Regions from separate parts of the Homo sapiens genome. Here region 2 is linked to region 1. Evidence: read pairs that join two places in POLR2A ChIA-PET (ENCODE). Cell type or tissue: GM12878. All regions are shown on one strand. Each heading gives the region's core, and the rest is flanking DNA. Links, peaks and the distances in the headings are about the cores only. Region 1 overlaps RO60 (Ro60, Y RNA binding protein). Region 2 overlaps CDC73 (cell division cycle 73).

Region 1 (5,513 bases), core at 180-5,179:
AATAGGATGGTAACTTATTTAACTAAAATTATTGAATAGGTTATTTCCTTTGTTTTACCTGTAAAAGCTAAGTATTTTTATTATTTTTTTTTAATTTTCAGTCATAGCTGCTATGCCAGATGAGCATTTTTAAATAGTTGTCAATTGGTATATCAAAAATCTGAAGGCCTTTTATCAGTCTTTTTAATGTAAGATAAGTAAATATGATTTAGAAATTTAGTCTACTTATAATTTCTGTTATGCTTTTAATGATTGTTTTGTTTTCTCTGTAGACAGTTGAACCAACTGGAAAACGTTTCTTACTAGCTGTTGATGTCAGTGCTTCTATGAACCAAAGAGTTTTGGGTAGTATACTCAACGCTAGTACAGTTGCTGCAGCAATGTGCATGGTGAGAACACCTAAGACAATTTTGCCATTCTAAAAACATGTTTACTGTAGAGCAAAACTATAAGATTAATAATGATTAAGAATTATGTTTTCACTTTTTTCTGTCATTTCAGCTTGTCACATTTTTAATTTTATATTTAAAGATAATTGTGTAAAGCCAGAGTGTTAAGTGTGTTGAAAAAGTATGTCTAAAGAACAAGCAGAGTAGAAATTTTAATTTTTACAACAAAAGATTAAATATTAATGGATTTTTTAGGAAGTAGATAATGCTTAGATAAAATGAAAAAAAGACAAATTTTTTAAAAATTTATTTTAAAAATAATGCTTAAATTATTTAACGATTTGAAGCTTAAAAGATCTGGGAACTAATAGGAGTGTCTAGAGACTTTAGTTCTATCCTGTCAGTGAATAACAAACAGATGAATAGTAGGCAAACTTTTTAGCTTCTTTACTGGGGCTTTATTTCTTATCTAATGAAATGAGAAGAATATTTACTGTATTTGCTTCAAAGGATAGTCATGATAGCCAGTTTTTTTGTGAAAGTACTTTGAAAGCTGTACTACTGTTAATGTATAGTTCTAAAACACACTAATAAAAAGTTAAGAAATAAACATCAGTGTTTCTTTTAAACATGAAGTTGGATAAAATTCAAAATATTGTATTTCCCCCCAAATTTGCTGAAAATTACTGCCATTGAATTTTTCAGGTTGTCACACGAACAGAAAAAGATTCTTATGTAGTTGCTTTTTCCGATGAAATGGTACCATGTCCAGTGACTACAGATATGACCTTACAACAGGTTTTAATGGCTATGAGTCAGGTAAGAAACTGTGTTTTTTAAGTTTACTTAGTTAAGTTTACATAACGTGTAGAATGATTTTATATTGATGTCATGTATGGTATTAATCTGTGAGAACAAAATTTTTTTTGTCTTAATTTTTGCATGACAAGTACAAAACCGAAAATATATATGCAGGCTTTGGGAAGGCTGTATATATTGGTGCTAAACAAAATGATACTGTAAAAACTAGTATTTTTAAGGATTTATTTACTTATTTATTCATGCTTTTGTTCCGAATTAGATCCCAGCAGGTGGAACTGATTGCTCTCTTCCAATGATCTGGGCTCAGAAGACAAACACACCTGCTGATGTCTTCATTGTATTCACTGATAATGAGACCTTTGCTGGAGGTGTCCATCCTGCTATTGCTCTGAGGGAGTATCGAAAGGTAAAACAAATTCTAATACGGTTCCTCACCCAAATAATATTATTTTAATACTTGATTTTTTTTTTTTTTTTTTGGAGACAGGACCTCATTCTGTTGCCCTGGCTGGAGTGCAGTGGCTCAGTCATAGCTCACTGCAACCTCAACCTCCCAGGCTTAAGTGATTCTCCCACCACAGCCTCCCAAGTAGCTGGAACTACAGGAGCGTGCCACCATGCCCACCTAATTTTTTGTAGGAATGGGGTTTCACCATGTTGCCCAGGCTGGTCTCAAACTCCTAGGCTCAAGCGATTCTCCAGCCTTGGCTTCCCAACGTGCTGGGATTACAGCCACCACACCTGGCCATTCTTGATTCTTATTCACTTATGTGTTTCAAAAAATGTTACTACAAGTAGTTCTGTATCTTATATAGGAGCCAGTGTCCGTTATAGACTCAGCAGTACTTAAAATAAGAAAAAGTATTGATTACACACATAAAATTTATTTTAACCAGTTTCCATTGCTAAACATTACTAAGAATATCCTTTGCAAACAGTATTTTTGGTAATAATCAGAATATTTGTTTTACCTTAGCTGTAAGTTTTTTTTAATAATTCAGTGTGCTCCTTGAAAAATTGAAAGTATTAGTGAGTTTTGCAAAAGGATTACATAAAATTAAAGCTATAATCTATGCTCTATGTTTTATGGACATATCTGTGTTCTAATCAGTATCCTCCAGTTGAGCTTTCTGAAATGACATAAATCTTCACTCTCCAATGTGGGTTGCCACTAATCACATGGGACTTTTGAGCACTTAAAATATGGCTAGTGTGACTAGAAGTAGAAATAGAACTTGTTGATGAAGAGTAGTGGTTCTCAAAGTGTGGTTTCCCTACCAGCAGTCTTAGCCTCACCTGCGACCGTATTAGAAATGCAAATTCCTGAGGCCCGTCAGAGACCTGCTGAATCAGAAACTCTGACGTTGGGACTGTGTTTTAACAAGCCCTCCAGAGGATTTCTGATGCAGGCTTAAGTTTGAAAGCTGCAGGTAAGGGAATAGTTTTGTTTTGTTTTGTTTTGTTTTTTTAAGAAATGGGGTCTCCATCACTGGAGTGCAATGGTGCTATCATAGCTTACTGTAACTTGAAATTCTGGCCTCCCAAAGCACTGAGATTACAGCCATGAGGCACTGCCCAACCAGGATAGAATGTAGAGTAAAGACTGTTTGGTTGTGAGTCCCGAGTCTTTCTCTTACTCTGTGTGGACCTGAGCAAATTATTTAACTGATCTACATCATAGTAAGTTACTTACCTCTTAGAGTTGTTTTAACAGTTACGGTAGATGTATTATTTAAACAGTGCATTGTAGTTTCTCATGTGTATACATTCAGTGATTGTTGGTTTTTCTCAAAAATTCAATTATTTTAATCTTACATTTAGCTGTAGAGGACAAGTTCTTACGTGGAACATGTGTATATCGCACATATCAAAGTCATCAGCCAAAAGTTGATCATCCCAGAGATATGTCCTTATATATACTCATACACACTGCCCCAGCATTTGATATGTTGATAAAAATATCTGGCACCCTTAATAACCTGACAGGTTTCATAAGTACAAAGTGCCTAGGCTGCTCAATAATGTACACTGCAGCCCATAGAACAAGTAAAGTAATTGAAGAGAGAAGTAGAAATTTCAGGCAGATTCTTATACAATTTTATTGTCCCTTCTTCTAAAACTCCCATATTCTAGCCTTAAAAGATTGACCCCCGCAAAAAAATGACTTTGTATTTAAAAAGCTCTGGTAGAGAAATGTTAAAGTGTTTTAATTTTGGAGGTATTTTGCATTTCCTTACATTTATGTTTTTAATATGTATTTTGGTCTTTTTCTACAGAAAATGGATATTCCAGCTAAATTGATTGTTTGTGGAATGACATCAAATGGTTTCACCATTGCAGACCCAGATGATAGAGGCATGTTGGATATGTGCGGCTTTGATACTGGAGCTCTGGATGTAATTCGAAATTTCACATTAGATATGATTTAACCATAAGCAGCAGCACGATCCAGAGATCCATTGCCATCAGTGATCTCACTAAAAATATACAGCTACTTCCCAGCTAATCTCCACCCAATGAATGATGATGGTATAGTATGTGCATAATGGAAAGTTACCTTACTGAAAAAAAAAAAAGAAGGAAAAATAAGATGGGCCCAAAGGTCTATCTACTAAACTAGCTCTTGGGGAAATAGCTTCAGGATACTGTAGTTTCCTCTATCTAATAGAGAACTTTTTGTTAACAGACACTGTAAAATAGTTTTGCTTTGTTGAATAATACGTGTGTACCTAAAAGAGGTAAGAGCAAAAAGTGTAATTCCACATCATGTTACTTGAGAAGTGCTTAACGTTTTCTTAAATGTTTTCATTGGGAAAGGACAGCTTTGATAATGTCCAAATACTCTGAAATGCACTAGACCATATAACTGTGATGAAATATGAAACTCATCTGTAAACTTTTATACCAAGGGGGTAAAAAAAAAAACTAAGGCATTTGATTAAATTATGAATGAGTTTTACAAATTCCTTTCAGAGTTTTACTAAGATCACACAAATAACAGCTTTCTTATTCAGTGAAAAAGATATTTTATTTCTGATGTTTTATTTGCACTTGTGGAATATGTTACCATTAATCAGAAACATCATGGCAACCCCTAAGAATAGACTAAGTTTGTGTTGGCTGAGGGATTCTATTTGGTTTGCTTTTTTTTTTTTGCTTTGTTATATTTTATTGCTACAAGGGGTGTGACTTGATAATGATTTCCTCTGAATTATAATAACATAGCCAGATGTAGTCTCACACTGTTTTTCATACTCTTAAGTGTAAATAATATAAAATGTTTCAAGCGCTTAACTCCCCCTCATTCACAAAGTATAACAATTAAAATCTCAACTATAACCAGTTTAGCTTTTTCCTTACTTTTAAAATAAAATTTTTTACTTTTAACTATTTTTTTAGTTAATATTTTTAAAAGTATACATGTCAATGGCCTCTTTGTCCATTATTCATTTTGTGGCAAAATATTCTTCTTTGATAGTGTAAACAAATAATAAAGCAATCTAGGTCCTTTAGGTTTGAAAGGCAATTTTTGAGTAGCATATTACCAGCTAGCCAGTCACTAGGAATTTTTTTCAGTATTATTTGTATGTATTAAACTTTTCATTACACTAAAGTGCATTATTTTATTGAGCAAGTATCCTTCATTGTGAGGTTTAACATTAAAGCAATCTGTTGAAATGCCATTATCTTTGCTCATAATTTTATTATGGCCGTCTAAGGTAGCTTACACATAAAACCTGTTTGCGTATCTGTTGTTCTCTAAATATTAATTGAAGATTTACTGAGGATTTGTAAGGTCCTTCTCGCTGTTATGTGAAAAGTCAAACTGTAGTTAATGTAAATTATAGCCTTTTAGGTGCTTGGGGGTTAGAGGGTTTATGTTTTTTGGGAAAGGGGGACTTTAGTAGTCTGAGGATTTCTGTACATATTTTCTTCTGTTTTATGTGAAATTTGGGCTCTGGGAATAAGAAAATATTCCTTTCAAATTTATTTGACATATTAATGCTGGTTTTGATATGTACCCATTCCTTCAAGGCAACTGGTATCAGTTTTTAAGTGTGATTTACCTGAGATATTTTTGTTCAGCAAAGCTCATAGCACCCTCACCCCCACTCCAGACATGCATTGCTTCTGATGTTGTTCACGTTTTTAACCCTGTCAAGCATTGAACTGAATATATTAGCTACTTTTGACACATTAAAATATTACGTTCAGATTGAATTTAAAGTTTAAAGAAACTAATAGAATTACGTAATAGTTATTGAATTGTTTAAGTAAACCCAAGATCTTAAAAATTATAAC
Region 2 (5,263 bases), core at 264-5,263, 49 kb after region 1:
CCTTGTGTGTGGATTCCATCTCCTTTCACAGTCTCAAAGACTTTGTCTTCGTAAATTGTTGTTTCTCTGACATCATCAGTTTTCTACTTTCTTCTGGATCATTCCCTTTTAGAATACCTACAGTAAGATTTCATGTTTAAAAAATGTTTTTGATCCCACATTCCTACTGTCTACTGCTTCATTTATCTCCTCCCTGATACTGTAAAATATTCTGCAAGAGTTCGTGTGGTATCATTGCTTCTTTTTTACCTTTGTTTCTTTCTTGAAGCCACTCTAGTCTGGCCTTCATCCTTACCATCCCACTAAAATCACTCCTTGTAAGGTCAAAACTGATTTAAGGATTGCTACATCCTTTGGTCTCTTGTACCATACTTGACCTCTCAACAGCATTTGATACTGTTGACCACTCATTTTTGAAAGCCTTTCTTCATTTGGCATTTGGAACACCAGCCTCTTGGTTCTCTTTCTACTCGTTGTTCACCTCTCAGTTTATTTTGGTTACTTCTGTACCTGACCTCTAATTCTTGAAGTTTCCAAGACTTGATCTTTTTTTTTATCTTTTCTTTTAACCTGTATTCTCTAGGTGATCTCTTTCAGTTTTATGGCTCAGATATCATATATATGCTGATGAAATTTCAAGTGTTTTTTTCAGCATTGATTTCTTTCAGGGCACCAGATTTATAAATTTACTGTCAACATGTTTCCTTGAATGTTGAATAGGCATCTGAAATTTAACACTGAAAATGGAATGCCTGATTCCCTCTTTCCCTTCTGCCCTCACACAGAACAAAAACAAGTCTGTTGTTTTCTCAGTGTTCCCACTTTAGTAAGGGGTAGTGAGACGCTCTTCCTGCAGTTGCTTAGGCCAGAACTTTGGTGACATCTTTGTCACATCTCACATCCATTCTATCAACAAGTTGTTTTTTTCTCTTTTTAAAAGTATGACAACTTCTTACCATTCTACCTGCCCTATTTCATCCTTGCTTTTTAGATTATTGTATAGCTTCCTCACAGGTCCCCACTCTTTATTTCCTATAGTGTAGTCTTAGCAATAGAGTGTCCTGCTTTTGAAAAAGTATATAAACTTGATTGTGTCACTCACCTGTGGCTTCCCATCACTCTTAGAATAAAACTCATACTTGTTACCCTGGCAGTCATCTTGCCTCTGCCTAAATCTCTGTGACTCCATCTTCTACCATTCTTCCTTTGCTCATAACAGTCAGTCTTTTTGGTCTTTTAGCTATGCTAATCTTAGCACCTTTGCACTTTCTCTTTCTATCTTGAGTTGTCTTTCTCTACATTATCACATGGCTCACTTGCTTACTATTTCATTTAGATCTGTGCTCAAGTGTTTTTCCAAATGTTGTTCCATCAGAGAAGACTTCTCTGACCACTCTTATCGAAAATATAGTATTCCTTTCCTCCTTCTGTGGTTTTTATATAGTGCCATCCTGATTTATTTTTCACCAGATCTCATACATTGACCTGAAATTATATATCTGTTTATGTACATAGTGTCTGTCTTTCCCATTAGAAGGTAAATCCTAAGGGGACAGACAGTTGTTTGTCTTGTTAAATACCCAGCATTTACAATAGTGGTGCATGGTAGGTTCTTAACTGAATAAATGAGTAATTATTAATTTACTCTCTTACAGAGTACAAGTACATTGATATAATACAACTATTGGGTCTTACTTTGCTGAGTGTGACGTGTAGTACCTTTAAGTCATTAACAGCTGTCTTGTCATGCATGGCTTTAAGCAGTAAGATTGATTTCCACAGAGAATCTTGTGTATAATGGAAAGATCATCATTAGGAATGCTTTCTTCCTATGCTGTCCTCATTCAATAAGGACTTATTACGTGCTTATTCTTAAAAGGCATTATGCTGGGTGTTGTGCAAAATGCCAAATCCCTGTCTTAAACATGTAAACATGTTTACTGTCATGCAAGGGAGACTGGATACACAAAAGTTTAGAACCCAGCAGTATTAAAGAGGGAGTCTCAATTCTGTGAAGAGGATGGAGTTGGGGAGGATAGAAGAAACTTTTTTTTTTCTTTCAGAGATGGGGTCTCGCTACATTGTTCAGGCTGGTCTTGAACTCTTGGGCTCAAGCAGTCCTCCTCCCTTGGCCTCCCAAAGTGTTGGGATTGCAGGCATGAGCCACTGTGCCCAGCCATTTTTTTTTTTTTTAATCAAAGCAAATTTGATTCTTTGGAGCAGTGTTTCTCTAACTTTTTAAGTGATGAGAATCATATGGTTTGAAAATAGTGGTTTTTTTTGTTTGTTTGTTTTTGGCTTCAGAAGATGTGATATAAGGTCTAAGATTCTCTATTCTTAAGCATCGCAGGTGAGCCTGATAAATAGGCTAGTTTTGGGGAAGCACTTTAGAGCAAATGATTTTTCTTTTTAGAATCAAAAGTAGAGTTGCCCTTTATCCATCTATGTCATTTCCTGTAGATTTTTTTTTTTTTTTTTTTTTTTGAGAAGGAATCTTGCTCTGTCGCCCCAGGCTGGAGTGCAGTGGCGCGATCTTGGCTCACTGCAAGCTCCGCCTCCCGGGTGCATGCCATTCTTCTGCCTCAGCCTCCTGAGTAGCTGGGACTACAGGCGCCTGCCACCACGCCTGGCTAACTTTTTGTATTTTTAGTAGAGACCGGGTTTCACTGTGTTAGCCAGGATGGTATCTATCTCCTGACCTTGTGATCTGCCTGCCTCGGCCTCCCAAAGTGCTGGGATTACAGGTGTGAGCCACCGCGCCTGGCAGTTTTTATAGGACAGAGTTAGTCACTAAGCGTATTGCTTTGCCACTTTTTAAAAACTGTTAATTTAATAGTTTAATGAAAAGGTTGAGCAAATATTAAGACCGTATTCTTAGGAAGACATAATAGCTAAAGATGTTGGTTCTTAATTTATACATTTAACATGGTCTCAATAAGAATCTCTAGTTTTTCTTGAGGTAGGAATAGAACTAGACAAGGTGATTCTAAAGTTCATTGGCAAAAGTAAGCATCCTAAAAATTTGTAGAAGAGCATTGAGAAAAGGCTAGTCATTCTGGAGAACTTAAAACCCTGATAATTTGAAACAACTAAATGACTAGATACACTAATAAAAAAACTTTATCTGTTAGGTTAGAAATCTATATGTGAATTTAACATATGATTAAAGAGACATGTCAAGTCAATGGGAGGAAGGTGGGATTATTCAGTTACAAGCTGATAAAAGTAGTAAAGTTCTGTATTATAAAAAACAAAAGACATGACAAACTGGGAAAATATGTTAATATTTCAACTCATCACAGATAAAGGGCTAATCTCACTAATATACGAAGGGTCCTGGAACTTTATGCATAAAAGACCAAACACTCTATGGATTATGTCATAAAATTCACAGAAAAGGTGATAAAATCATGAAAAATGCTTAATATCATTTATAATAAGAGAATTGCAAATTTAAACTATACGGAGATAGGATTTTTTTTTTTTTAACCTGATAGAAAAAAATCTGTAAGTTTGATAATATGCTCTGGTGAAGCAATGAGAAAACAGATATTCTACTATATTGTTGGTTATAATGTTAATCAGTGCACCCCTACACCCCCATTGAAGAATTGGCAGCAGTCTAACATTACAAATTTAACATAGAAATCCTGTGTCTGGAACTTTATCCTAGAGGTATATTTCGTTTAGCTTTTTTACCAGTTGTGAATAACTAAAAATTACATGTGTAGGGTGAATGCTAACTTTAAAAAAACTTGCCATTATATATAATATCTATATGTACATTTATATATTTATGAAAACTTGTGACTTTATATTAATATATTATTGTGCCATTGTTCGTAACAACAGAAGACTAAAATTGAACAGCTCATCAACAGGGACCTAGTTAAATAAATTGTAGTTAGGCCATACAGTAGAGTACTCAGTAGCTATAAAAAAATGGTTAAAGAGGGCCGGGCACAGTGGCTCACACCTGTAATCCCAGCACTTTGGGAGGCCGAGGCGGGCGGATCACGAGGTCAGGAGATCGAGACCATTCTGGCTAACATGGTGAAACCCCGTCTCTACTAAAAATACAAAAAAATTAGCCGGGCGTGGTGGCATGTGCCTGTAGTCCCAGCTACTCGGGAGGCTGAGGCAGGAAAATGGCGTGAACCCAGGAGGTGGAGCTTGCAGTAAGCCAGGATCGCCACTGCACTCCAGCCTGGGTGACAGAGCGAGACTCCGTCTCAAAAAAAAAGTAAAGGAAATGCTCTACTTACTGATATGGAGGGTTATGGGAGATAAGTTGTTAGGTAAAAAAGAAAACAGGGTTCAGAACAGTATGTTTAGTATGTCACCTTTTGTATTAAAAAGGGTAAAAATAATTTTGTATTTCTCATATCTACAGAAAGAAACTCTAGAAGGATATATAAGAGACTAGTTGGCTGCATAGGGTGGTGGGAACTAGGTGAATGGGGACAGGTATACCCCTTTTTGTTGAGCCATTCAAAAATTAAGTAATTTAATTTTAAAAATAATTTAGTTTTTTACCAGTTGTGAATAACTAAAAATTGCATGTTTAGGGTGAATGCTAACTTAAAAAAAATCTTGTCCATATATATGTGTGTGTATGTGTGTGTGTATATATATATTTATGTGTTTACTTACACCTTTTTAGGTGTCTGTGTTATGACATTGGAGCATATACTTTGAAGCAACTAATTTCAGTCAGATCATCTCAGTAATTTGTAAGCTAAATTGTTAAAAATAGTTTGTCCTCTTAGAGACTTTCTAGTATAGATTAATCTTTTAAATAACATGTTTTTGCAGAGCTGCTTTAAAACTGAATTTTTTACCTAGAGAAAATCACCATATAGAAGTATATAAAAAACCTAAAGCATTTCACTTGTAATAATATCCAATATATATGTTGAAATAGTAATCCTTACGTGAATCTTTTTATGTCTTCAGCAACATCGGCAAGTATAGACAGAAGCGCTCCCTTAGAAATAGGTCTTCAGCGATCTACTCAAGGTATGTCTTGTTGCATATTTATATTGAACTTTCAGAAGCCCATTCCAAAACTACACATTTATTTACTTCTCTTTCTTTTATAGTCAAACGAGCTGCAGATGAAGTTTTAGCAGAAGCAAAGAAACCACGAATTGAGGTAAAGAAACTGTATTTTAAACAATTTTATTTATATTGTTATTGAAATTGGGATTCTTTAGTAACAAGGATTCTTTGATTGCAGTAACCTGAGGAGCTTTTTTTCTGG

Evidence for each region. Peaks named below come from ENCODE experiments on the same cell type or tissue, not always from the same donor. Only the 100,000 strongest peaks of a DNase experiment are listed, where the experiment ranks them.
Region 2: POLR2A ChIA-PET joins it to region 1 with 7 read pairs; 8 of 35 experiments call an interaction of 5 or more read pairs at or near these places.

Annotation. Positions count from the first base shown.
Region 1 is chr1:193,081,092-193,086,604 of GRCh38, forward strand. It overlaps RO60 (Ro60, Y RNA binding protein), which reads left to right. Exons shown (of 9, transcript NM_001173524.2): 6 at 273-389; 7 at 1,095-1,208; 8 at 1,471-1,617; 9 at 3,488-5,513. The coding sequence ends at 3,640. Among named protein-coding and RNA genes, the nearest start is that of GLRX2, 22 kb to the right of the region's middle. In GM12878, for the core only: no CTCF peak of the experiment used is centred there; a DNase peak (open chromatin) is centred at 2,490; H3K27ac peaks cover 511 bases.
Region 2 is chr1:193,130,435-193,135,697 of GRCh38, forward strand. CDC73 (cell division cycle 73) reads left to right here. Exons shown (of 17, transcript NM_024529.5): 4 at 4,957-5,019; 5 at 5,103-5,155. Among named protein-coding and RNA genes, the nearest start is that of MIR1278, 3.4 kb to the right of the region's middle. In GM12878, for the core only: no CTCF peak of the experiment used is centred there; no DNase peak of the experiment used is centred there.